Regions from separate parts of the Homo sapiens genome. Here all the other regions are linked to region 1. Evidence: chromatin loops called from intact Hi-C (ENCODE). Cell type or tissue: GM12878. All regions are shown on one strand.

Region 1 (8,000 bases):
CAAAGTCTGAAAATGAATTGGTTAGCAGGAATAATGAAGCAAAAAGAAATCCAGAGAGATGGGAGATGTTGAGAGCAATGTCACATTTCAATTTTGAGGACTTTATTCCATTGCGCAGGCTCTATCTGCTCTGAATTTAGCAGTGACAGTGAGATTTAGCAAACAGAAGAGGGATTTAGAGAAAATCCTCACATTTATCTACAAAACACAGACACTGTAGACAGGAAACAGCTGGGGGAACATTTGCCTTCTCTCTCTCTCCCTCTTCTGGCAAAGTTATTGAGTAAGGACTTTTTTGGGCATGGTGACAAATAACATCATACCTTTGCATTTTAAAACTAGAGCACAGAAGCATTTTTTTCCCTTAAAAGAATGTGTGTTAGTGACAGGGTTCGCAGACATTAAAATACTTATGCTGCCATAGAAAATAAGGATCTGTTTTCTGATTAACTTTCTGCTGGGCATGAAGACACAAACGTCTGCTAATACACCTTACCAGTATTAAAGGAATATGGGGGATGGGAGAGCAATTTTAGATTCTAGAGCAAATGCATTATTTAAAACAAAAAAAGAAAGAAAGGACGATAAGACCCTCTCCAGCAAACTCTACAATTTTAACCCTGAAGTGACTGGGGTAAAGTAGATTGGAAGACAGCACTCGGGTGACCCCTTGTCCCAGTTGCCAAGTGAGAGGTGTGATCTCATTTCCTAGAACCTATGGAGGGGCAGGCAGCATTGGATTGGTCCCTTTAGGGCACTGTCTCATACTTTTTCTCCTGCGATGAGGCAAAGACTATGCCGAGCTGTAAAACCCAACTGAAATAGAACATTTTTCTTTATTCTTCTACTAGGCTGCCTGTCACTGTCCCCTCCCCACCCCACCACTCTGGGAGAAGGGTACCTGGGGGGCAAACAATTTTCCTGTTGTTTGAATTTTCCATATAACTCAAACCTGTGTGTGTGTGTGTGTGTGTGTGTGTGTGTGTGTGTGTGTATGACAGAGGGAGTCTGTGTGCCAGAGTGTGTTTTCTTTCTCTGATTTTTGTGTATTCTAAATAACACCAGCTGGCTAGCAATACCCTCTCGAGGGTTATGATGTCATTCAAATCCCTCAACTGGGTGACTGGCCGGCAACATGGTCCAAGCCAGCTGTTTTGCTATTTATAATGTACACTTGCCTTTGCCATTGAGAATTCAGTTCTGATCTTTTGTCGATACAGTTTGTACCTATTTCCCTTTGGTTTTGTGAAGCAGTAGATAAGAAAGTGAATTATAAAATAAGGTTGCAAAAGCCCAGAGCAGACATACCTCTTTCCCTAGAGAGCTCTCCAGGCCTGGTTTCCCAGGAGTGGTGGAAATAACCTGGACCTTGAATTTTTTCTTTTTTTTTTTTTCCACATGACTCTCAGGGGACTGACACATCAACTGAAAACACAGTTCTGCTTGAAATCCTACTCTGGCTCTTTGTGTTATCCTGGGGCCAGAAATTTGTTTGTAGAAGTGGGTGCCCTAACAAAAAACAAACAAACCTGCTTTGTTTGGAAGGGGGTTGGGTTTGTTTGAGTCTTCTGTGTGGTTAATACATTGTAGCAATGTTTACCTTTCAGAAATCAAAGTTAGAAATCTGGAATTATGTTGTGTCAATGGTGCACTATGTTCAGCAACATTTTGTGAGCTCTACTATGTGCCCAACTACAACATCCCTAGGAAAACAAAGAGGAATAAGATATGGTCAAGTCCCTTCAGGGGCTTTCAGCTGAATGTCAGAGACAAAGAGGAAAACTTCACAGTCATATGATGGGCATGTGCTCTTTTAAAAACATGAACAGTGCACAATGAGAGGGAGTGACACATTCTCTGGGAAGACAGGGGAGTAAAATCTTTTGGAAAATCCAAAATGAGGGAGGCAGATTGTGTCATGAGAGGCTTTGGGGTACCATGTTGGGAAATTTCAGTGGGTGGGATTTGACCCAAAGAGCACACTAAGAGGTATCATCAAGAGGTGGCCTAGTAGGTGGCCCTGGATTATTCTTAATGCAGGGATTATCCACATGTGCAGATGTGTGAGTAATCCCTGCATTTAATAATAATCCGTGGCTTCCTTTAATAAGCTCTCTTTGTACACTTGATTTGTGACAAATCTTTTTCTTTTCTGCAGTTTTTGTGGATCACACCCTTTCTGAAAAATGTCTATTCTCTTACAGACTTTGAGGATGTAGATTGTATAAAACAATAGAGCTGATCTCACCTGTCTTCCAGATGAGAAAAAACCTCTTTAACCAAGTTTGGAGAGTCAGATACTGGCTGGAGTCTTGGTGCTAAGTTCTTGTTCCAACATTGGACACCATTACAGGTGAAGGCCAGGACTTTGTTTAACCCCTTCCCACTGCAGTTTTAGCATACTTTAATTGTTCCAAGATGTCCTAGAAGCTAACTATATGTCTCCAAGTCTATCACCCATTTTGATGTTCTCTCTTGGCATGCTCGGTGCACAGATATAACCTTATCCACAAGCATTTCATATGAAAGGCTGTTTTGGGGACAGATGCTGTACTCCAGCGATATTGACACACTGACTCACAGTCTCTCGGTTTTGTAACCCCAATTACCCTTAAAGGATAATTAGGTTTTAATTTATGTCCTAGTTTTTATGTCACAATCAAAGAAAACTGAAATTTCAGTGAGTCGTAATTGTCATCAGCTGTGCTTTGGAAACATTCCAATGAGAGCTATCAGTTTCCAATGGGGGAAGCAATTTCCTGAGGTGATTAATGTATATTTCAATTTGGAGAATGGTCTATATTTTTGGACAGGGTGAGCCAGCAATGGATCAGGGCAATAATTCCTAGAGAAAAGGTCATTTTCTTGGCTAATTCCAGGAGTCAATATGAAAATGAAAGAGCAATAAACATGCCACCAGATTACTTTTTAATGGCTAAGTGATGTACCTGTTTAGGAGTAAAAGAAATGAATGCACCTATTACTACAAATCCAAGGTAGTAGTAAATCTAAAGCCCAAGAGGAGTTCAGGTTATGAAGTCCCATTGGAGAGAAACATCTAGGGTCATTATAAAAGTATGGAATGATTATGTAGTCTCCTGCCTGCAAAAATCTGACAGTGAGATATGGCCACCAAAATAGCTAACCGCAAGGATGTGCTTATCATAAGAACATCCACTCCTGGAAATTCAGAGATTCACAGTTTCACCTTTTGCATGTGTAATGCCTGTGGGATATAAATAACTCTCCCCTAAAGCCTTCTTCTTGAGTAGCATATTTGCATAAAGCTACAGCCTCAGAAAACTTCTGACACCTTTCGCACACACACAGAAAAAATTGTTCATTTCCTTAAAGGGTGAGCTGGCTAAGGTACACAGAAAGCAGGGGTGGGGTGGGCAAGGAGGCCCTCCCTGTCTTCCCCCCAACTTTTTTTTTCTTCTCAAGCCATGTTCCCAGTCTTTCCTGTGTTAACTGGAGAGGCGTTCATCCAAAAGGTAATTTCATATCCATGTACAATAGGGCATATTTACAATTTATTTCATGAATGTCTTTGCTTACTCCCAAGGAAAGCTCAGAATGGACATTTGGAGGTAAGGGAATTTTGGAATCAAATAAAGGGTGAGGCTTAAGGTTCTAGGGCAACCACCAGGCAAAGAACTTGGGGGAAACTATTGGATGTTTCTTTTGGATCATGGTTTGTGAGGAGGGTTGGTCATGGGTTGCTCAAACTAATGTTGGAGGTCAAGAACTTGTCAATTCAGAATATAAAACTCAGAGGAAAGACAGGGCCTCAAAAACTCAACATGCTGCCGAGCAAGGGGCCTAATGTCAGCTCCAAAACATCTGCTCAGAAAGATTCCTGTGATTCCCCAGGAAGATTTGCTCAAAGGAGCTGCTCTAACTCCTTAAAGAAGTGTTTCGCCCACGACTAGGGAAAACAGAAATAGGGAGGAGAAATCCTCTCACTAAAGAAATCAATGCTTTCTTTTCAACATCAAACTTGGATCTTATTTCTTCTAAAATGTCAAAAGGGCAAATACTGGAAACAGAAACGAAACTGTTGTGGTTGTGTGAGCAAAGTAATTCTTCGTTATGGCAGAGGAGAAGTCACGGCATGGGGTAAGGATGGGTTGGTGGAGTGAGAGAACTTGAGGACTCGTCACGCTTGCCCCACGTTGCATAAAATGTGGGGAAAAGAGACACCAACGCCAAACTTCAGGGGCAGGACCCACATAAATGCTTTCTTGGGGAATAAAAAAATGTGCGCGCCCTCTAGTGGACTTCTGAGAAACTGCCACTGCACTCTTGACCGTGGATGCGTTCTGGCAGGAGTGGGTTTTTTTTTTGAAAGCTCTGGATTTAAATACATTTTAAGCTACACTTATCTTTAGTTTTATTAAGTCTTTTGAAATAAGTAAGATAGATGTTCAACTCACTGTAGTTTAAAAAGGGGAAGATTGATAAGGGGGAAAGAAAGATCATAAACTTCATCAGGGCATGGATGGATTCCTCATGGCCATATTCCCAGCACTTAACTCCGGGTGCATGAGCTCAAAACATTTTGTTGAATGAATGCAAGTCTGGAAAACAAATGATGATAAAGGTAAAATATAAAAATTGCACAAACTCTTTAAGAGTAAAATAACCAACCTCCTCATTTTATAAGAAAAATAAGACCAGGAAGAGGGGCTGTTGGAGGATAGAAAAATGACTTCTCGAGAAGCAAGACAAATTTAGGTGCTCACAAAATAGAATTCAAACCCAGTCTCCTTGTCTGTTCTGCAGTATTTCTATCATGTTAGTTTTCAAAATGTGGGTTATAACACCCCTGGTCAAAGACGTGGCGTTAAAGAATCACTTAAGTATAGAGATGATTCCATTTACAATTCCCTTTCTGATCCTGAATCTCCAAAGGAGAAAGTCTCAGTTTGGCGCTAGTCTGTCTTCAGTGCTTCCCTAGCACTCATTAGTCTCTCTTTATTTTATTTTTTAATTTAATTTTTAATTTTTGTGGGTATGTAGTAGGTATATATATTTATGGGACACGTGAGATATTTTGATACAGGCATGAAATGTGAAATAAACACATCATGGAGAATTGGGTATCCATCCCCTCAAACATTTATCCTTTGTGTTGCAAAAACCTCTCGTTTTAACAACCAAAAAGTGAATCTCAAGTCCAAAATCTTTCCAGACAGAAGTTCCTATTTTGTTTTTATGGAATTTGCTTTTAAGCAAAACTTCTATTTAAGGCAAATGATGCTATATTTAAAAAAGATATTTTAAAGTTTAGTTTTAAAATGTATGTATATAAGTCTTAAGAACATCAAGTCAAGAAAAACATATATATTTAAAGTAAGTAAATAATTTGACAGGTGGCCGACCGTTATGACACACAATTGTAGGTGGTGTTTGAAACCCTGATGTTTGGAAATCACTACAATAACATGTCATTGTGTTAGAAAAACAAATACATAGCCACAACATAAAGACAGGGAACAAAGACCCTCTACATAAAAAGATGCCACCATATAAATGCATTAATTACATTTCTAGATAATTTTGATCTCCATTAAGCTCACTCATTTTTCACTTCAGTCTTTCATAGAGACTGGAAATGTTGAAGAGGGGTTGGCAGACAGAAAAGCATCTGAGTTAGGCCTTGAAGCATGAATTCACCACCAAGATGGAAAAACAATGATAAAGGCTATTCCAGGCAGAGGGAACAGCATGAGCAAACTTACGTAGGCATGAGAAAGTTCACAGTGATGGGGGGATGTGGGAGATGAGGCTGTGGCTGTGAGCTCAGAGTCCTACCTGTGGAACCCTTTTACCTCCCACTCCCCGTCAGTAGCCTCCTTCACACAGTTGGATGACTTGAAAACAGTCTTAATTTCCTCATGTTCCCTTGTACACAAAGATTTGTGTGTAACTAAGTCTGTGATTAACTCTGGGAATGGCACAGTGCCTCAAGGTAAATATGTAATAGCAGACGTGGGTTACATCAGAGCCTAGGCCCACAAGAGGCAGGCCTGGGTAAGAACTGAGGTACCTATTGATCATCTATTCACCTTTCCAGATATTCCATTTGTAAAGCTTAATTGCAGTGTTTATACTTTGGGAGGTAGATTTTAATGATTACACTTGATAAAGATTTTTCACTGTAAGAGTTGAGGCAAGATCTTGTTTCTGGGGAGCAGTGAACTCTCTAGGAATGCAGGTTCATCAGAGCATCACATACTTCATGTGGGCTGATTAAGGAAGTTTTATTATGCTCCGTGAAAGCAGGGCATGGAGCCCCAGACTCAATCTTTTACCTCAAGGTGGCTAACTGGGGAAACTTCTCAGGGTGCTTCCTGTTGGGGTCCCCTTTATAAACAGAAGTTAGGACACTCAATTGCAGCGGGGATGCTGCATCCAGAAGAGCCCTTTGTAATGCTCTACCTGGGAAGCACATACCCTTCAAAATAGTATCTTGTCCTGTCTGGGTGCTGTGGCTCAAGCCTGTAATCCCAGTGCTTTGGGAGGCAGAAGCGGGCGGATCACCTGAGGTCGGGAGTTCAAGACCAGCCTGACCAACATGGTGAAACCCCATCTCTACTAAAAATACAAAAAGAATTAGCGGGGTGTGGTGGCGGGTGCCTGTAATCCCAGCTACTCGGGAGGCTGAGGCAGGAGAATCGCTTGAACCCAGGAGGCAGAGGTTGTGGTGAGCCAAGATCGTGCCATTGTGCTCCAGCCTGGGCAACGAGAGAAAAACTCCATCTCAAAAAAAAAAAAAAAAAAAAAAAGTACCTTGTCCTCTGCCCAGCACAAACCCTTTAACACGAGTTAAACACCTTGCAGACACTCAGATATTCTTAGGACACCCTTTGCTCCTTTCATAATACCTTGGTGAAGACCTCAGCTTCTTTCGGAGCTCCAGATAAAATGTTAAGCCCAGTTGTATTAGTCATGGTTCTCCAGAGAACCAAAATCAACAGGATGTATACAAGTATATATAGAGAGGTTTATTTTAGGGAATTGGCTCACATGATTGTGGCAGCTTGGAAAGTCAAAGTCTGCAGGGTAGACCAGCAGGCTGGAGAACCAGGGAGGGGAGCAAAGGCAGTCTGCTAGCAGAATTTCTTCTTCTGAGGAAGAGGTCAGTCTCTTTTTATTAAGGCCTTCAACTGATTAGATGAGACCACTCGCATTATGGAGGTAATCTCCTTTGCTCAAAGTCTACTGACTTACATGTTAATCTCACCTTAAAAAGTCACAGAGACATGTACAATGATGCTTGACAAAGTATTTGGGTACTGTGGCCTAGCTAAGTGGACACATAAAATTAACCATCGTATCAGTGCCTCTCAAAAGGTGCGCTCACTGGTCCTCCCTCACTAAAACTGAGTAGTAATAATACTATTTTCCAAGTGGCAAAAAAGAAAACCCAAGTTAATAAATTATATTTTCCAATTCTAAGTTTTCTTACTCATTTTTCTTTCACCTGTGGCTCCTGCACTTACTGTTTCTTGATCATTTCCAAAGAGAAGTTGTGACCACTTGACTTGGCTGTGTCATTAATATTGTATGAAGATGACACTCATTGGCAACAAGAAAATAAACAGTGGGTTTTTTTTTGTCTTATTCTAGAACGCACACAGCACTCAAACACATGCAAACAAATACAAAAATAGGCACCTGTGCTTAGTTTCTCTAGATAATAAGAAGTACACTCATTCCCTCATAAGAAAGTTAGCTGTTTAGACCAATGGAGAGAAGTTTCAAGCCTAAGGTGATATTTGAGTTGGGATGATTTCCTGCCCTTTAGCAACAATGAGAGAGAGCTTTTACAACATGTTTATGCCTCTAGAGACTGACTCTGTGCCTGACCCTATGTGGGACTATGAACCTTTGTGTAGCATGAGGCAAGTGATTTTTAGCACCTCTAATACTTTTTTGCATTTTTTTTTTTTACCTTAAGCAGGTATTTTACAGTCAGGAAAAGTCTCCCAAAA
Region 2 (8,000 bases), 570 kb before region 1:
TTGTCTGTGCTTCACTAATTTCCATAACCAAGCTGGAGTGGAATCCAAGAGAAAAGGTAACATTTAAGTTGTTGTGAATGTGGTTGTCGGACGTGGTTATGTGAGCTTGTGGCCAGGCTAGGCATAGGGAAGATCACTGCCGTTCCTTAGAACAAGTTGCAAAATGTCAAATAAACATGGCATGTAATCAATTTACTGTCCAATCATTTGGCAGTATGTAGTAATTAGCTATCAGGGTAATTCCAAATGCTTCCTGGAAGTATTTTCAAAATTTTGAGTTCCTAATTTCTTTCTTTCTTCTTCTTCTTCTTTTTTTTTTTTTTTGAGACAGAGTCTTGCTGTGTTGCCCAGGCTGGAATGCAGTGGTGCAATCTCAGCTTACTGCAACCTCTGTGTCCCAGGCTCAAGCGATTCTCCTGCCTCAGTCTCCCAAGTAGCTGGGACTACAGGCACCTGCCACAAGGCCCAGCTAATTTTTGATTTTGTTTTGTTCTTTTCTGAGACAGAGTCTCGCTCTGTCACCCAGGCTGGAGTGAAGTGGCGTGATCTCAGCTCACTGCAACCTTTGCCTCCTGGGTTCAAGTGATTCTTGTGCCTCAGCCTCCCGAGTAGCTGGGACCACAGGCGTGCGCCACATGCCTGGCTAATTTTTGTATTTTTAGTAGAGACAGGGTTTTTCCCATGTTGACCAGGCTGGTTTGGAGCTCCTGGCCTCAAGTGATCCCCCCGTCTCGGCCTCCCAAAGTGCTGGGATTATAGGCGTGACCCACCGCACCCGTCCCTCTAATTTCTTCCTTTTCTTTCTTTCTTTTTTTTTTTTTGAGACAGAGTCTCGTTCTGCCGCCCAGGCTGGAGTGCAGTGGCACAATCTTGACTCAGTGCAAGCTCTGCCTCCCGGGTTCATGCCATTCTCCTGCCTCAGCCTCCTGAGTAGCTGGGACTATAGGCGCCTGCCACCACCCCCGGCTACTTTTTTGTATTTTTAGTAGAGATGGGGTTTCACCGTATTAGCCAGGATGGTCTCGATCTCCTGACCTCGTGATCTGCCCACCTCGGCCTCCCAAAATGCTGGGATTACAGGTGTGAGCCACCGCACCTGGCCTTTAATTTCTTTCTTAAACACTTCAACTATCTATCTTTAGTAAAAGAGGGTAGAGGGACAGTGTGAATGAAGGTGTTTGGTGGTGAAAGGGAGCGTGGAATGTTAAGTAGAGAGGATGATACCAGCTCCAGTGTGGTGGATAGTTCATTTCAGGATAGAGTGAGAAATCACTGCAGCCGGGGATAACTGTGCAAGGGTGTAGTGGCTGTAAGAGGCAGGCAGAGAGGCTTGTACTTGGCCTAGGTGACCAGAGTAAGACTTTGAAGACTTTTTTTTTTTTTGAGACGGAGTTTCGCCCTTGTTGCCTAGGCTGGAGTGCAATGGCGCGATCTCGGCTCACTGCAACCTCTGCCTCTCAGGTTCAAGCAGTTCTCCTGTCTCAGCCTCCCAAATAGCTGGGATTACAGGCACTAGCTGGGATTACAGGCGTGCACCACCATGCCCAGCTAGTTTTTGTATTTTTAGTAGAGACGGGATTTCACCGTGTTAGCCAGGATGGTCTTGATCTCTGCACCTCGTGATCTGCCCTCCTTGGCCTCCTAAAGTGCTGGGATTACAGGCGTGAACCACCACGCCCAACCTGCAGACTTTCGAACGGTAAAGCAAATAGAAAGAGTATTATTAGATGAGTGTTAGACAGAAGCAATGCCTGGGATGGCTTGGAGAGCTTGGCATTAGGAGGGCAAGGAGAAGGCAGTTCTACTAGTTCACGTTTCAAATAGGGGAAATCTGATGGGTGTTGGCAAATGATTAACACAAGAATGAAGTGGCATGATGAATCAAAGATGACTTCTAAGTTTTTATCTTAGGTGAACCAAAGAATTTATTCCCTTGACCAGAAATAAGGCCCCTAACAGGGATAAATAATTTAGTAGGTGGAAGTGGATGAGTTTGGTTAGAGTTGATGATTCTGAGGATATGATGAGATATCGAGGTTAGAAACATGGGCCTAGGCCAGGTGCTGTGGTTCATGCCTGTAATCCCAGCACTTTGGGAGGCTGAGGCAGGAGGATTGCTTGAGTCCAGGAGATGAAGACCAGTCAGGGTAACACAGTAAGATCCTGCCTCTACAAAAATTAGCCAGACGTTGTGGCATGCGCCTGTAGTCCCAGCTACTTGGGAAGCTGAGGTGGAAGGATCACTTGCACTCCGGTGGGCCTAGACTTCTGGTGGGACTGGGAGTCGTCAGAGTGTAGGGTAGAGTTGTTAGAGTATGGGGTAGACCAGGACATTTTGGACCAAGCATCAGAACACATGGAACCAAATGTTTGACATTGAGATCAACCCATCCTGTTAGATACCTGTAGTAGTGGTTCATCTAGACGCCTTATAGGAGAATCAAGGATGCCCCAGGAAAGAAGAGAGTTAGTGAGAGACAGAGGATTCTTTCCCCCAAGGATCAGGTGGAAGAATACCTCCAGCAAAGGAGAAGTAAAGGGATCATGGACCAGAGAGAAGAACTAGACTTGTGCTGTATGGTAGACCTCATTGATGAGTCCCTACCACATGCAAGACTGTGAAAGATTATAGAGGGCAGGGTGGCCATGGGATAGAGGATCCTGAGGGATTTTATAGTTCAGAGGGGCAAACAGCCAGTTGTCAATGGCTAAATGTAATACTTTGAAGAATAAAAAAATGCTGAACTGGACTTCAGACAACACATTGTGGAAATGCAGAAGCAATAGCAATTAATCCTAACGATGGAATGAGAGGAGATACGATCCCAGAGACTAAAGGACATTTTTCAAAGGCAAGGGAAATGGCTAACTATGGCATATGCAGCTGAATAGCCTTTAGGAATGAAGTCCCTCAATTTGGGCAATAAGGGAGTCAGTGATGTTTGTCAAAAAGTAGTTTCAGTAAAACGCCGAGGTTAGAAGCCAATGGCAAGAAGTTAAATAGTGAGAGGGATGGTTCTTTCATTCAGCTATCAACCAAATGTTTATTGAGTCCTGTTCTGGACTGGAGGTAAGAGGTAAAGGAGGAACACCAGGGTGGCTAGAGGAGACAGCAGGATTTCCCAATATGGAGAACTCTGGCAGGTAATGGAAGCCTGCCAAGACAAGAGAGAGACAGAAGATGGTGAGGAAGAGAATGATCCAGACAGGAGATCAAAAAGTGCTTCTTGGCCGGGTGCGGTGGCTCAGGCCTGTAATTCCAACACTTTGGGAGGCCAAGGCGGGTGGATCACTTGAGGCTAGAGTTCAAAACTAGCCTGGCCAATATGGCGAAACCCTGTCTGTACTAAAAAAAAAAAAAATTTTTGGTGTAGTGGCACACACCTGTAGTCCCAGCTACTTGGGAGGCTGAGGCAGGAGAATTGCTTGTACCCAGGAGTTGGAGAGCTGGAGGCTGCAATGAGCCGAGATCATGCCAATGCACTCCAGCCTGTGCAACAAGAGTGAGACTCCATCTCAAAAAAAAAAAAAAAAGCCTTCTTTAAAATCTAACCTTAAAATGGTCAAATTCGTCAATAGGTTAGACCTAGGCAAAAGGCAGGTTTTTTTCTTTCTTATATATGGGGAATTAGCCCCATCATGCGAAGGGGGTTCAGTTCCTCTTTCCGTTGGAGAGAACCTCTTTCTGAAAGTGAGACCGCATAGCGGAGCAGTTCAGGTGTACTTTACTTTTCAGCCACTCGGGGGAGACCTTCTATCACAAACCCGCTGCTGGGAAGGGCTTATCGAAGTATATTCCCAGGCAGTTAAAAATCTGTTATATTCCACTTTCTATCTTAAAAATGTGAAAAGCACATGGTTTTCTATTCACTCCATAAATGACTGCGCCACTCTTGCATTTCCTTCTGTTCCTAATATCAAAGGATGTAAAAAAATTTCCCTTTACATTAATTCACTGAATAATCATTTAGGTACTGCCTCAAACTTCTGTGTAGTGCTTTACAGCTTTCACAGCACATTTATATGCAGTGACTTACTTGGTAGGGGGAGGTGAGAATTATAATGTCACTGTCTCATTTCACATAGCAAGGATATTAGGGCTTTGCCTGCATTCAGGACTCTTGGTTCCATGTACTTTCACTAATATCATGCTTAAGAAATTCCCCCCAAAGTTCTGCCTTTATTTTTAGAAGCCATCTTCCTTGTTCAGGGATGATACGGGATGTGGCAGGTCCCCTGGTACTGGTACCAGAAGGAGGAAGCCTCTGTTCTGTATCTCCTACTGTAGGCTGGTCAGGTCCTCCTCGGTGTGACCTAGCATGAAAACAGTGGGTGAGTGTGACCATGACAAGGAGAGTGAAGAGTGACGCTCGGAGGGCTTGGTGTGCCTCCACTCGATCTGTCTGGATGAAAACAGGATCAAAGAAAACAACTGTCACCATGGAGCTGCCCTGTGATCCAGCACATTTACTTACCCTTGTAGCCTACAGCAGTTTGGGGTAGAAGAGCAGTGGGCTCAGCCCTCAACAGCACATGCCAAGGGCAGAGCAGCCCATGTATGCAGCTTCAGAAGGCATGGGGGTGTAGGGAGTTAGGGGTAGTTGCTCATTTCAGCAGAGCAGAAAGTGACGTAGGAAATCAGAGGGGGCACACTGACAGTCCCCAGGCCTCATTTGGCATGTGAGCTAACATCAGAATGCAGACATGCATATTTGACTCAGAGTTTTATTTATTTTTATTTTATTATTATTATTATTATTTTTGAGACAGAGTCTTGCTCTGTCACCCAGGTTGGAGTAGAGTGACGCAATCATGGTTCACTGCAACCTCTATCCCCCAGGCTCAAGTGATCCTCCCAGTTCAGCCTCCCAAGTAGCTGGGACTGCAGGCGCAGGCCACCCCACCCAGCTAATTTTTTTTTGTCTCGTTATGTTGCCCAGGCTGGTCTCAAACTCCTGGGCTCAAGTGATCCTCCTGCCTCAGCCTTCCAAAGTGCTGAGATTACAGGTGTGAGCCATTGCAACAGAGTTTTAAAATTAGTTTCCAGCACTGAAAAATCAGGAGATATCACACACAGACACATCCACAGACACACAGACACACACACGCACACACACACACACACACACGGTTTTGTTTTTTTAAACCCCTTTGAAAGCAACACTAGTGTATTATTTTCCCATGGAATTGAGCTGATGAGGCGTGGGCTCCCTAACTTCCCTCTCTTTTCACAACCATCAGTTTTATTTATTATTGTTAATTTTCTGGCCTCCATAGGCAACTGAGTTTGGAACATCTGATTGAAGCCATTCTCCTTGGCTTCCATTCTCCCATTCTTGCCTCCAAGAAGATATACAGTTAACATGTGGATGTCCATTATTAGCATTTTCTTTGTAGCTGTATTTACCTTGGGATGTTAAGCAGAACTATTTCCTGAATGATCATTTCTATATAAACAGGGAAACACGAAACCTAGGGGACTAGTTGGCCAAGTTCATCTAGATGTGTACACACTTTCTTTGGAACAACTGCGAGAGTGCTTGTTAAGCATAGCCTTACACTTAGGGATTCTCAGCAGAGCGAGACCAAGTCATGCCTTGTATGGAAATTTCTTTCTTCTGTTGAGTCCAAATTTGCTTCCCAGTCTCAGCCATTTTGCAGTCCTTAGTCTACCTTTTGAAGTGACAAACTAAATCTTAAAACAAGAGTTTGTGCGAGCCAGAAAGAACTTTGGAATACCTGCCTTCGCATTCTCAGTGGGCAGGTGCCCTGACACTTAGTAACGTGGTTGTGCTTACCGTATATCCTCAAAGTTCTGACTTATGCTCACTGGACAGCTTTTTCCTTTGGTTGAAACTCCTCATTGTATTTCAGTATGTACATTAAAGTGAGTCTTTTTCGGCTAAATTCTGTTTCTTTATTATTGCATTAGGATTATGTATATCACGTAGTGAGTGCGATCTGTGAATGGACAGTGGCCTTTGGTTTTATTTTCTACTTCCTAACTTTCATCCAAGATTTCCAGGTAGGTGTTTATCAATTCAAATGTTTTAAATTGCGGACAATTAGGATTAGTAAAAATTTGCAGAAGACATTTTGCATTTTTAAAAAGAGCACTTTCTTTTTTTTTTTTTTTTTTTGAGACGGAGTCTCGCTCTGTCGCCCAGGCCGGACTGCGGACTGCAGTGGCGCAATCTCGGCTCACTGCAAAAAGAGCACTTTCTTTTTATCCTTAATGTGTTTGAGAAAAATCTGTAAGGATTGTGCAACTTCATGTGTTAGCTTATTCCCAATGGGAGGCATCTTTAATAGCTCTCCCACCAATGAGATTTTCATATGTCCTCTGCTGTTTGATGTTAATAGTCATGTATCCTGGTTGTTTTCTTTTAGGAGGTCTCACTTACTAGTTCCAAATAATACAAAGTAAATATATCTTTTTTAAAAATAAAAGTATGCCAGGTGTGGTGGTTCACATCTGTAATCCCAGCACTTTGGGAGGCCGAGGCGGGCAGATCACCTGAGGTCAGGAGTTCGAGACCAGCCTGACCAACATGGAGAAACCCCGTCTCTACTAAAAATACAAAATTAGCTGGGGGTGGTGGCACATGCCTGTATTCCCAGCTACTCAGGAGGCTGAGGCAGGAGAATCACTTGAACCCGGGAGGCGGAGGTTGTCGTGAGCTGAGATCATGCCATTGCACTCCAGCTTGGGCAACAAGAGCGAGACTCTATCTCAAAATAAATAAATAAATGAATAAATAAAAAATAAAAGTGTGTTGTTCAAAAAACATTCCCAAAGCAGATAGAAGATGGGACTATATCAGATTTGTCCACAGGAAAAATCTTACATTTTGAAACAAGTGAATTATTAGCTCAAAGGATATAGAAAGCCAAGAAAATTCTTTAGGACCTGACTCAAGCATAGCACAAACCATAGTGAGATCATTCCTTAGGTGGTGCAGAGCTGTTGGAAATGTCATTGTCAACGCTGGGATTGTTTAACTTCTTTTAAACCTTTCTCTTTCATTTTTAAAAATAGAGTGTCACCCTAAGGATATCCACAGAAATCAATGGTGATATTTGAAGAAAGAAGAATTCAGTCTCACTCAGTGAATGTCGCAGGCCATTTCTAAAAGTGCTACAGAGGACAGACAGGGTTTTGAGGCCACCCTGATTATTGGGATGCATCTGCAGCACATCCAGGACTTGAATTTCATTACGAGTTCCTAATAGTTGTATTTCTAAAGATGTGTTTCCTAGAGAATGTACAGCCTTATGACACTGTAGTGATGTTTTTATAATTTTCTAAGTAGATTTTTTTATATTAACAAATTCATATACAGAAAAAATAAGGTGTTACAAAAAATGGAGAGCTCTTATTTTTGTACAGATTCTGTCGTTTTTGTTTTATTTGTGTGAGATTTATGGAAATACACTAAATGAGTAATTCAGGTTCAGTACATTTATTACAAAGTGAAATCAGGGGATATTCATTTGTAAATTTTATTCTTAGTGAATGAACTGTATAATTTTTTTTATCAGGAGAGCACTTATAAAATTCAATTTATAAAGATCATATACCCAAATCATAAAGATTTAGTTGATACATTAACACTAAGATACTCTGATTTTTAGCCGAACTAAACAAAGTGCTTCTACTGAGAGGCCTTTATACCACCATGTACAGTAACTCTAAGTGAATACGGAAGACCTTGGTTTTGAAATTCTGCCACCTTGTTTCTCCCTGCTCATGAGGTCGCACCTTTTGCTCTTGCTGCTAATTGCCCATTCGTAGTGGGTGTAATGCCAGGTGGAATGGTTTCAACAAGTCAGGTGAAAACCATCCTTTATTGTTGCTGGCACAACTTGATATATAGTCTGACTCAGAACTGAAGCTCACATCTCAAATTCATTTCATGCCAGTAAATGTGGCAAAGAGAAGAAAGGCCCAAGAGCGAGACAAGAAGAATGGAGAAGGGGGCAGCCAAGAAGAACTTCTG
Region 3 (8,000 bases), 180 kb before region 1:
TCCTGTTACATTTGCCTTTGGGATCTTCATCATAAAATTATTTGCCTATGCCAATGTCCAGAATAGTTTTTTCTATGTTTTCTTCTAGGATTTTTATAGTTTCAGGTCTTACATTTAAATCTTTAATCCATCTTGGGTTAATTGTTGTATATGGTGAGAGATAGAGGTCCAGTTTCATTCTTCTGCATATGGCTAGCCAATTTTCCCAGCACTATTTATTGAATAGGGTGTCCTTTCACCATTGTTTATCTTTGTTGACTTTGTCAAAAATCAGTTGATTGTTAGTTTGTGGCTTTATATCCAGGTTTTCTATTCCGTTCCATTGATATTTGTGCCATTTTTGTACTAGTATCATGCTGTTTTAGTCAATGTAGCCTTGTATTATAATTTGAAGTCAGGCAATGTGATGCCTCCAGATTTGTTCATTTTGCTTAGGATTTCTTTGGCTATTCAGGCTCTTTTTTGATTCCATGTGAACTTTAGAATTTTTTTCTAATTCTGTGGAATATGACATTGGTAATTTGATAGGAGTTGAATGTGTAGATTAATTTAAGCAGTATGGTAATTTTAACAATACTGATTCTTCCAATCCATGAGTGTGGGATGTTTCCCCATTTGTGTTATCTATGATTTATTTCAACAGTATTTTGTAGTTTTCCTTGTAGAGATCTTTCACCTTCTTGATTAAATTAATTGCTAGGTATTTTGTGTGTGTGTGTGTGGCTATTGCCAATGAGATTGAGTTCTTGATTTGGCGCTCAGCTTAAATGTTATTGGTGTATAGAAATGCTGTCGATTTATGTATGTTTATTTTGTATATTGAAATTTGTTTATCAAGTCTAGGGGTTTTTGGAGGAGTCTTTAGGGTTTTCTAGGTATATGGTCATGTGATCAGTGGGCAGAGATAATTTGACTTCCTCTTTTCCAATTTGGATGCTTTTTTTCTTTTACCTGATTGCTCTGAGTAGTGCTCCTAGTACTATGTGCAATAGGAATGCTGAGATTGGATATGCTTGTCTTGTTCCAGTTCTTAAAGGTAATGCAATCAACTTTTTTCCATTTAGTATAATGTTGACTGTGGGTTTGTTGTAGGTGGGTCTTATATTTTTAGGTACTTTTTTATTTTTATTTTTATTTTTTTTAGAGGAATAAAATAGTGGCTACTCCATAGGCAGAGCAGCCAGGTATGGTCTTTTGATGCCTAGTTTGTTGAGGGTTTTTATTATGAAGGGACTTTGGATTTTATTGAATGCCTTTTTTCATGTATTGAGATAATCATATGGTTTTTCTTTTTAGTTTTGTATGTGTGATGAATCACCCTTTTCAATTTGCAGATGTTAAACCGTACTTGCATCCCAGAAATAAAACCCACTTGATCATAATTAATTATTTTTCTGATGTGCTGTTGGATTCAGTTTGCTGGTTTTTTCTTGAGAATTTTTGCCTCTATACTCATCAGAGATATTAGTCTGTAGTTTGCTTTTCTGTGTGCGTGTACTGGCCTGATTTTGGTGTCATGATGATACTGGTTTCATTGAATGAGTCACAGAGGAATCCCTCCTCCTTGAGTTTTTGGAATATTTTCAGTAAGATTGGTAGCAGCTCTTCTCTGTGTATCTGGTGAAATTTGGCTATGAATCTCTCCGGTCCTGGGCTTTTATTTGTTGAAAGATTTTTTTATTACTCACTCAATTTCATTACTTATTATTGGTCTGTTCAGGATCTCTATTTATTCCTGGTTCAATCTTGGAGGGTTGTAGGTTTCCAGGAATTTATCAATTTCCTCTAGGTTTTCTAGTTTGTGTGCATAGAGGTGTTTATAGTAGTCTCTGAGGATCTTTTGTATTTCTGTGGCATCATTTTTAATGTCCCTTTTCTCATTTCTGATTATAATTATTTGAATCTCTCTTTCTTGGTTAATCTAGCTAGCAATCTATCAATTTTGTTTATCCTTTTAAAAAACTAACTTTTTGTCGCATTGATTCATTATGTCTTTAAAAATAATCTCAATCTCATTTAGTTCTGCTTTGATCTTTGTTATTTCTTTTCTGCTACTAGTTTTGGGTTTGGATTATTATTATTTTTCTAGTTCCTTGAGGTTCAATGTTAGGTTGTTAATTTGAGATTTTTCTATCTTTTTTTATAAGGGCATTTAATGCTACAGAATTTCCTCTTAGCACTGCTTTTGCTGTATACTAGAGATTTTAGTATGTTGTGTCTCTATTTTTATTTGTTTCAAGAAGTCTTTCAATTTCTGCCTTAATTTATTATTTACCCAAAGGTCATTTGGGAGCAAGTAGTTTTGCTTTCATGTACTTGTGTAGTTTTGAGAGTTCCTCTTGGTATTGATTTATAATTTTATTCTACTGTGATCTGAGAAGATACTTGTTATTATTTTGATTTTCTGAGTTTATTGATACTTGCTTTATGGGCAAATATATAGTCAATTTTGGAATATATTCCATGTGGAGGTGAGAAGAATGTATATTCTGTTAGATAAAATGTTCTGTGAATCTCTATTAGATTCATTTGGTCTACATCCCAGTTGAAGTCCAGAGTTTCTTTGTTGATTTTCTGCCTTGATGATCTGTCTAGTGATGTCAGTGGGGTGCTGAAGTCCCCCACTCTTATTATATTGCTATCAATATGTTTTCTTAGGTCTAGTAGTATTTATTTTATGAATCTGGGTGCTCCAGTGTTGGGTGCAGATATATTTAGGATAGTTAAATCTTCCTGTTGTATTGACTTCTTTATCATTTTATAATGACCTTTTTTGCCCCCTTTTTTTTTTAACTGTTGTTGGTTTAAAGTCTGTTTTATTTGATTGAGGATGACTACTCTCTCTTGCTTTTGTTTTCCATTTGCGTGATATATCTTTTTCAACCCATTTACTTTGATTCTATAGCTGTCTTTAGCCAGTATGTATGTCTCTTGTAGGCAGTACATGTTTGGGTTTTCCTTTTTTATACAGTTTGCCACTCTGTATCTTTTAAGTGGAGCATTTAGGCCACATACATTCAAGGTTAATATTGATATGTGAGGTTTTGTTTCTATCATGTTGTTGTTAGCTGATTGCCTTGGGATTTCAATTGTGTAATTGCTTTATAAGGTCTGTGAGCTTTTTACTTATGTGATCTTTTATGATGGTGAATGTTGTTGTTTAATTTCCATGTTTAGAACTCCTTTGAGGTTGGGCAGTGGCTCATGCCTGTCATTCCAGCACTTTGGGAAGCTAAGTGGGAGGATTGCTTGAGGCCAAGAGTTTTAGACCAGCCTGGTCAACATAGTGAGACACCATCTCTACTAAAACAACAACAACAAAAACAAAACTCCTTCGAGCATTTCTTGGAGGACCAGTCTAGTGTTGATGAATTCCCTATTTCTCCTTGATTTATGAAGCTTAATCTGACAGGATATAAAATTATTGGGTGGCATTTTTTTTTCTTTAAAGATGCTAAAAATAGACCCCCAATCTCTTCTGGATTGTAAGTTTTCTGCTGAGAAGACAGCTACTAGTCCGATATGATTATATATATATAAATGCAATTAGACACTTCTCTCTTGCCATTCAGGATTATTTTGTTTACATTGACTTTGGATAGTCTTGGTGAAGTTCTTGCAATGTATTATCCAGAAATTCTCTGAGCTTCTTGTATCTGGATGTCAAAATCTCTCCTAAAACCAGGGAAGTTTTCTTGAAGTATTTCTGCAAATAGGTTTTTCACACTTTTTGCTTTTTCTTCTTCTCCCTCTGGAATACCTATAACTTACAGGTTTGTACACTTTTATATTTCACAAAGGCTTTGTTCATTAAAAAAAATTTTTTAAATATTATGTCTGACTGAGTTAATTTGAAAGACCTGTCTTCCAGCTCTGAAATTCTTTCTTCCACTTGGCCTATTGTTAACACTTTCAATGTATTTTGTAACTCCTTGACTGAATCTTTTATTTCTAGAAGTTTTGTGTGTGTGTATTTTTTTAAATGACATTTATCTCTTCTTTCATGTCCTAAATTGCTTTTCTATTTGTATGGGTTTTCTGCTTTTTCTTGGATCTCACTGAGCTTCTTTAAAATCAGTATTTTGAATTATTTATCTGATATTTCAAAGACTTCATTTTGGTTAGGATTTGTTCTGAGGAGTTAGTATTCCCCTTTGGGGGTGTTGTTACATTCTGTTTTTTCCATACTTTCAGAGTTGTTTCCCTGGTTGTTTCTTATCTGGATAAGCTGTCTCTCCTTCTTATTTTTTAATTTTGCTTCCCTTTGGACAGGATTATTTTGCCCCCTTGAGGAGGTGTCTGTACTGTATGATGTGGTGTAGTGTCCTTTGGGTTTGGTTCTGGGTATTTTCAGTGGCAAAGAGTCTGTATAAATTCTTTGGTAATAGCCTTTGTATGGTGACTTTCTCAAATGCTGGTTGTTGTAGTGATGTGCTAAGCATGTGAGCAGCCTCACTCACTGCCTCCTGTGGGCTCAGGGTGATGGAAGTCTCAGGAAGCTTATTTCATTCTCCAGTACTCTGCACTTGAGTCAGCAGATTTCCTGTTGTGTTGCACCATTCAACTTCCAGGCCAGTAGGTGGTGCTTATGTCTGTTTTTATCTCCTACACCCTTGTGGTTCTTATGCTTAGTGTTCTACCCATGAGTGAAAATTGGGTATTGAAGTACCCAATTATTGATGAATTGTCTATTTCTCTCTTCATTTAAATCAATTTATGCTTCATATGTATTGGTGCTCTGTTGTTAGGTGCATATATATTTTTGATTGATGTATCTTTCTGGTTAATTGACCTTTTAAAAAACATCTTCTTTTATCTATAGTAATATCTTTTGTTTTAAGGTATATTTTGTCAGGTAATTGTATAACCATTCCAACTTTCTTGTGGTTGCTGTTTGCATGATATTTCTCTTTCATCTTTTTACTTTAAGTCTATTTGTATTTTGAATCTAAAGTGTGTTTCCCATAGATAGCATGTATTGACTCTTGTTTTTTGATCTAGTCTGAGAATCTCTGCCTTTTGACTGGATTATTTAGTCCATTCACCTTTAATGCTATTATTGATATAGTTGGAATTATGTTTGCCATTTTTGTTTTTTATATATCTCATGTTTCTCTTGTTCCTCTGTTTCTGCTTTACTGCTTTCTTTTGCATGAAGTGAATATTTTATAATGTAGCATTTTAATTTTTTAAATTATTTTTTCACTATATTTTTGAGTTATTAGTGGTTACTCTAGGGTTTTTCTATATACACTGTGACTTATAATAATCAGTTTGAGATTTATACTAAATTAATTCTAGTGAGATACAGAAATGTTACTTCTATATACCTTTGTTCCCTTCCCCCCATTTTTGTGATACTATTCTTATTCATATTACATCTATTACATCTAATATCTGAATATTACAAACCCAACAATGCATTGTTGTAATGATAAATTTACACGCTTTTATGTTTTTTAAGGATATTGAGGAGAGCAAATACAGACACACACAAACACACACACACATTTATAGCTTTTGTTGTGTTAGCCTTTTAATTTATCATTTCTGGTTCTCTTCATTTGTTCCTGTGCATACAAGTTGCCATCTGAAGTCATTTCCTTAATCCAATACAGCTTTGCCCCCACCCACCTCTTTTGTTCTATTATTGACCAATATTACATTTTTATGTTATAGGCTCAACATCACATTATATACTTCTTTATACAATTACTTTTAAAATCTTTTAGAAGAAGAAAGGAAAAGAAATGCCTTGACTTTTACAATTAGATAATTACCTTTCCTGGTTCTTTTTGCTTTTTTCATATATATATTCCAATTACTCTCAGGGTTCACTTGTTTGTAGCATGAATTTCTTTTAGTACTTCTTATAAGGTAGGTCTGCTAGCAACACATTCCCTCTGTTTTTATTAGGACATGTCATTATTTTACCTTATTTTGGTGGATATAGAATTCTTGGTTAATAATTGCTTTTTTTGGTTCATTCTGAATATGTTGTCCTTCTGGCCTCAATTAATTCTGCTGAGACATCAGCTGTTAATCTTCCTGGAGTTTCAGTCTAAGTGATGAGTCATTTTTATCTTGATGTAGTCAAAATTTTCTTATTGTCTTTAGCTTTAGCTTTTTCACTTTTAGGTGTCTTTTGATGTGACATTGTAATCATACTTTTTAAATCATGGCCCATTTTATTTGAAAATATTATTTGAAATTATTTATAATCTCTACTTTGAAAACTTTTTCTGTTCAATCTGACATCTGATGTCTGTTAAATCTGACATCTGGTAAGTCTTCCAGGCAGTTTCTGTTGTCTACAATTTTTTTTCAGTGTATTGCTTATTCTTTCCTGCTTCTTTATATGTCTCATAATTTTTTGTTGAAAAATTTTAGGTAGTATATTGTAATAATACTGGGTACTGGTCTTCTGGGGCTTGTTGTTATTTGCTTATTTACTTGTTTGTTGATTGACTAGATTATTTTGGTGTAATTTATTTCTTCCTCTGAAGCATAAAGTCTATAAAGTTGTTTCTCAGGGGATGCAGTTTGATATGCTCACAGTCAGCTGGCAACACAGTGGATTTGGGAGAGCTCTCTTTTGTCTTTTTCTCTGGTCATACCCAGGTATTATGCTCCACTACTTACTTGCTGGCTGATGGCTCTGTTGCTTTCAACAATGCCCTGGAATATAGATTGTTTTACAAACTGACCCAAAAATTTGGGCTCTTCTTAAAAAATTGTTCCTGAGGTCAGTTTTTGAGATTTGTTTTGACCCTAAGAGGGTTCCTCCCAGATGTCTTGCTTTCTATTTCTCTATAGCAAATCATCCAGCTTACAACTTAGGCTATATCTCTAACAAATCTATCAATTTTTTCCCAATTGCTTTTCACAAACTTTCACTGTTTTTGAGAGTGACTTTAGGCTTGAAATTGTCCATGGTTTGTTGGAAATGAAGTCAATTTCTTTGGGGAGAGATTTTAAGTATTCTGTTATACAGCGTGCTTCTCTACGTTTGGGCAAAATCTCTGAGCCACAGCTCTGGTCCTGGAACAGGGACAATGACAGACTTCCCTCTAAATGATATACCCACTTTAAGTGCTAGTAACTTTTGGTGTGTGTGTGAAGTGGTCCCAGTTCAACTCGGCTTGACTCTGCTAGTATGGCACTGATATGGTTTGGCTGTGTCCCCACCCAAATCTCACCTTGAATTGTAATAATCCCCACCTGTCAAGGACAGAGCCACGTGGAGATTGAATCATGGGGGCAGTTTACCCCATTCTGTTCTTGTGGTAGTGAATACATCTCATGAAATCTGATGGCTTTATAAATGGGAGTTCCCCTGCACAAGCTCTCTCTTAGCTGCTGCCATGTAAGATGTGACCTTGCTCCTCATTCACTTTCCTTCATGATTGTGAGGCAGCCTTGTGGGACTGTGAGTCCGTTAAACCTCTTTGCTTTACAAATTACCCAGTCTTGAGTATGTCTTTATTAGCAGTGTGGAACAGATTAATACAGGCATCTGTTAAAGCAGACTAAATATGGCCTGAGAAGGACTCTGTATTTCTATATTTGAGTCCTTGTAGATGAACTGTAACCTAGCTTAATAGCCAGACAAAATTGAAAACCTAACTTAATAGTATGCACCGTAACAATAGTTGAGTGTTGGCCATTCCAGTGGTCATACTTCAACCACTCATAGACTGCTGAGTGTTCAAACAAGGCAAACGCAGAGCTGTGACCAACCTCACTGTTTCTGTACTTCACTTTTGATTCCCATACATCACTTTAACTTTTTGTCTATAAATTTGTTCTGACCACAAGGCACCCCTGGAGTCTCTGTGTATCTGCTGTGATTCTGGGGATGCCCAATTCGTGAATCGTTCATTGCTCAATTAAACTCCTTTAAATTTAACTCAGCTGAAGTTTTTCTTTTATCAGATAATGTCAGAAGCAGGATCCAAAGTGGAGCTTCTAGTGACCCCCAGGAGTGCTGAGTAAACACG

The links. Peaks named below come from ENCODE experiments on the same cell type or tissue, not always from the same donor. Only the 100,000 strongest peaks of a DNase experiment are listed, where the experiment ranks them.
Region 2: it touches region 1 in a loop (5-fold over the local background); 14 of 110 quality-filtered maps call a loop at or near these places.
Region 3: a loop joins it to region 1, with 6 times the contacts of the local background. A loop is called at or near these places in 17 of 110 quality-filtered maps.

Annotation. Positions count from the first base shown.
Region 1 is chr12:102,480,395-102,488,394 of GRCh38, forward strand. IGF1 (insulin like growth factor 1) reads right to left here and starts at 169. Exons shown (of 4, transcript NM_000618.5): 1 at 1-169. LINC02456 (long intergenic non-protein coding RNA 2456) reads left to right here. Exons shown (of 13, transcript XR_007063427.1): 11 at 1-3,494. RefSeq lists enhancers at 3,399-3,458, 3,991-4,050. In GM12878, a CTCF peak has its summit at 4,262 (motif pointing left); DNase peaks (open chromatin) are centred at 3,217, 3,777 and 4,127; H3K4me3 peaks cover 1,727 bases; H3K27ac peaks cover 5,344 bases.
Region 2 is chr12:101,914,177-101,922,176 of GRCh38, forward strand. DRAM1 (DNA damage regulated autophagy modulator 1) reads left to right here. Exons shown (of 7, transcript NM_018370.3): 5 at 1-56; 6 at 5,933-6,025; 7 at 7,040-8,000. The coding sequence ends at 7,084. Among named protein-coding and RNA genes, the nearest start is that of DRAM1, 41 kb to the left of the region's middle. In GM12878, a CTCF peak has its summit at 3,728; a DNase peak (open chromatin) is centred at 3,715; H3K27ac peaks cover 2,027 bases.
Region 3 is chr12:102,296,697-102,304,696 of GRCh38, forward strand. It overlaps LINC02456 (long intergenic non-protein coding RNA 2456), which reads left to right. Exons shown (of 13, transcript XR_007063427.1): 4 at 7,936-8,000. Among named protein-coding and RNA genes, the nearest start is that of LINC02456, 21 kb to the left of the region's middle. In GM12878, a CTCF peak has its summit at 4,572 (motif pointing right); a DNase peak (open chromatin) is centred at 4,575.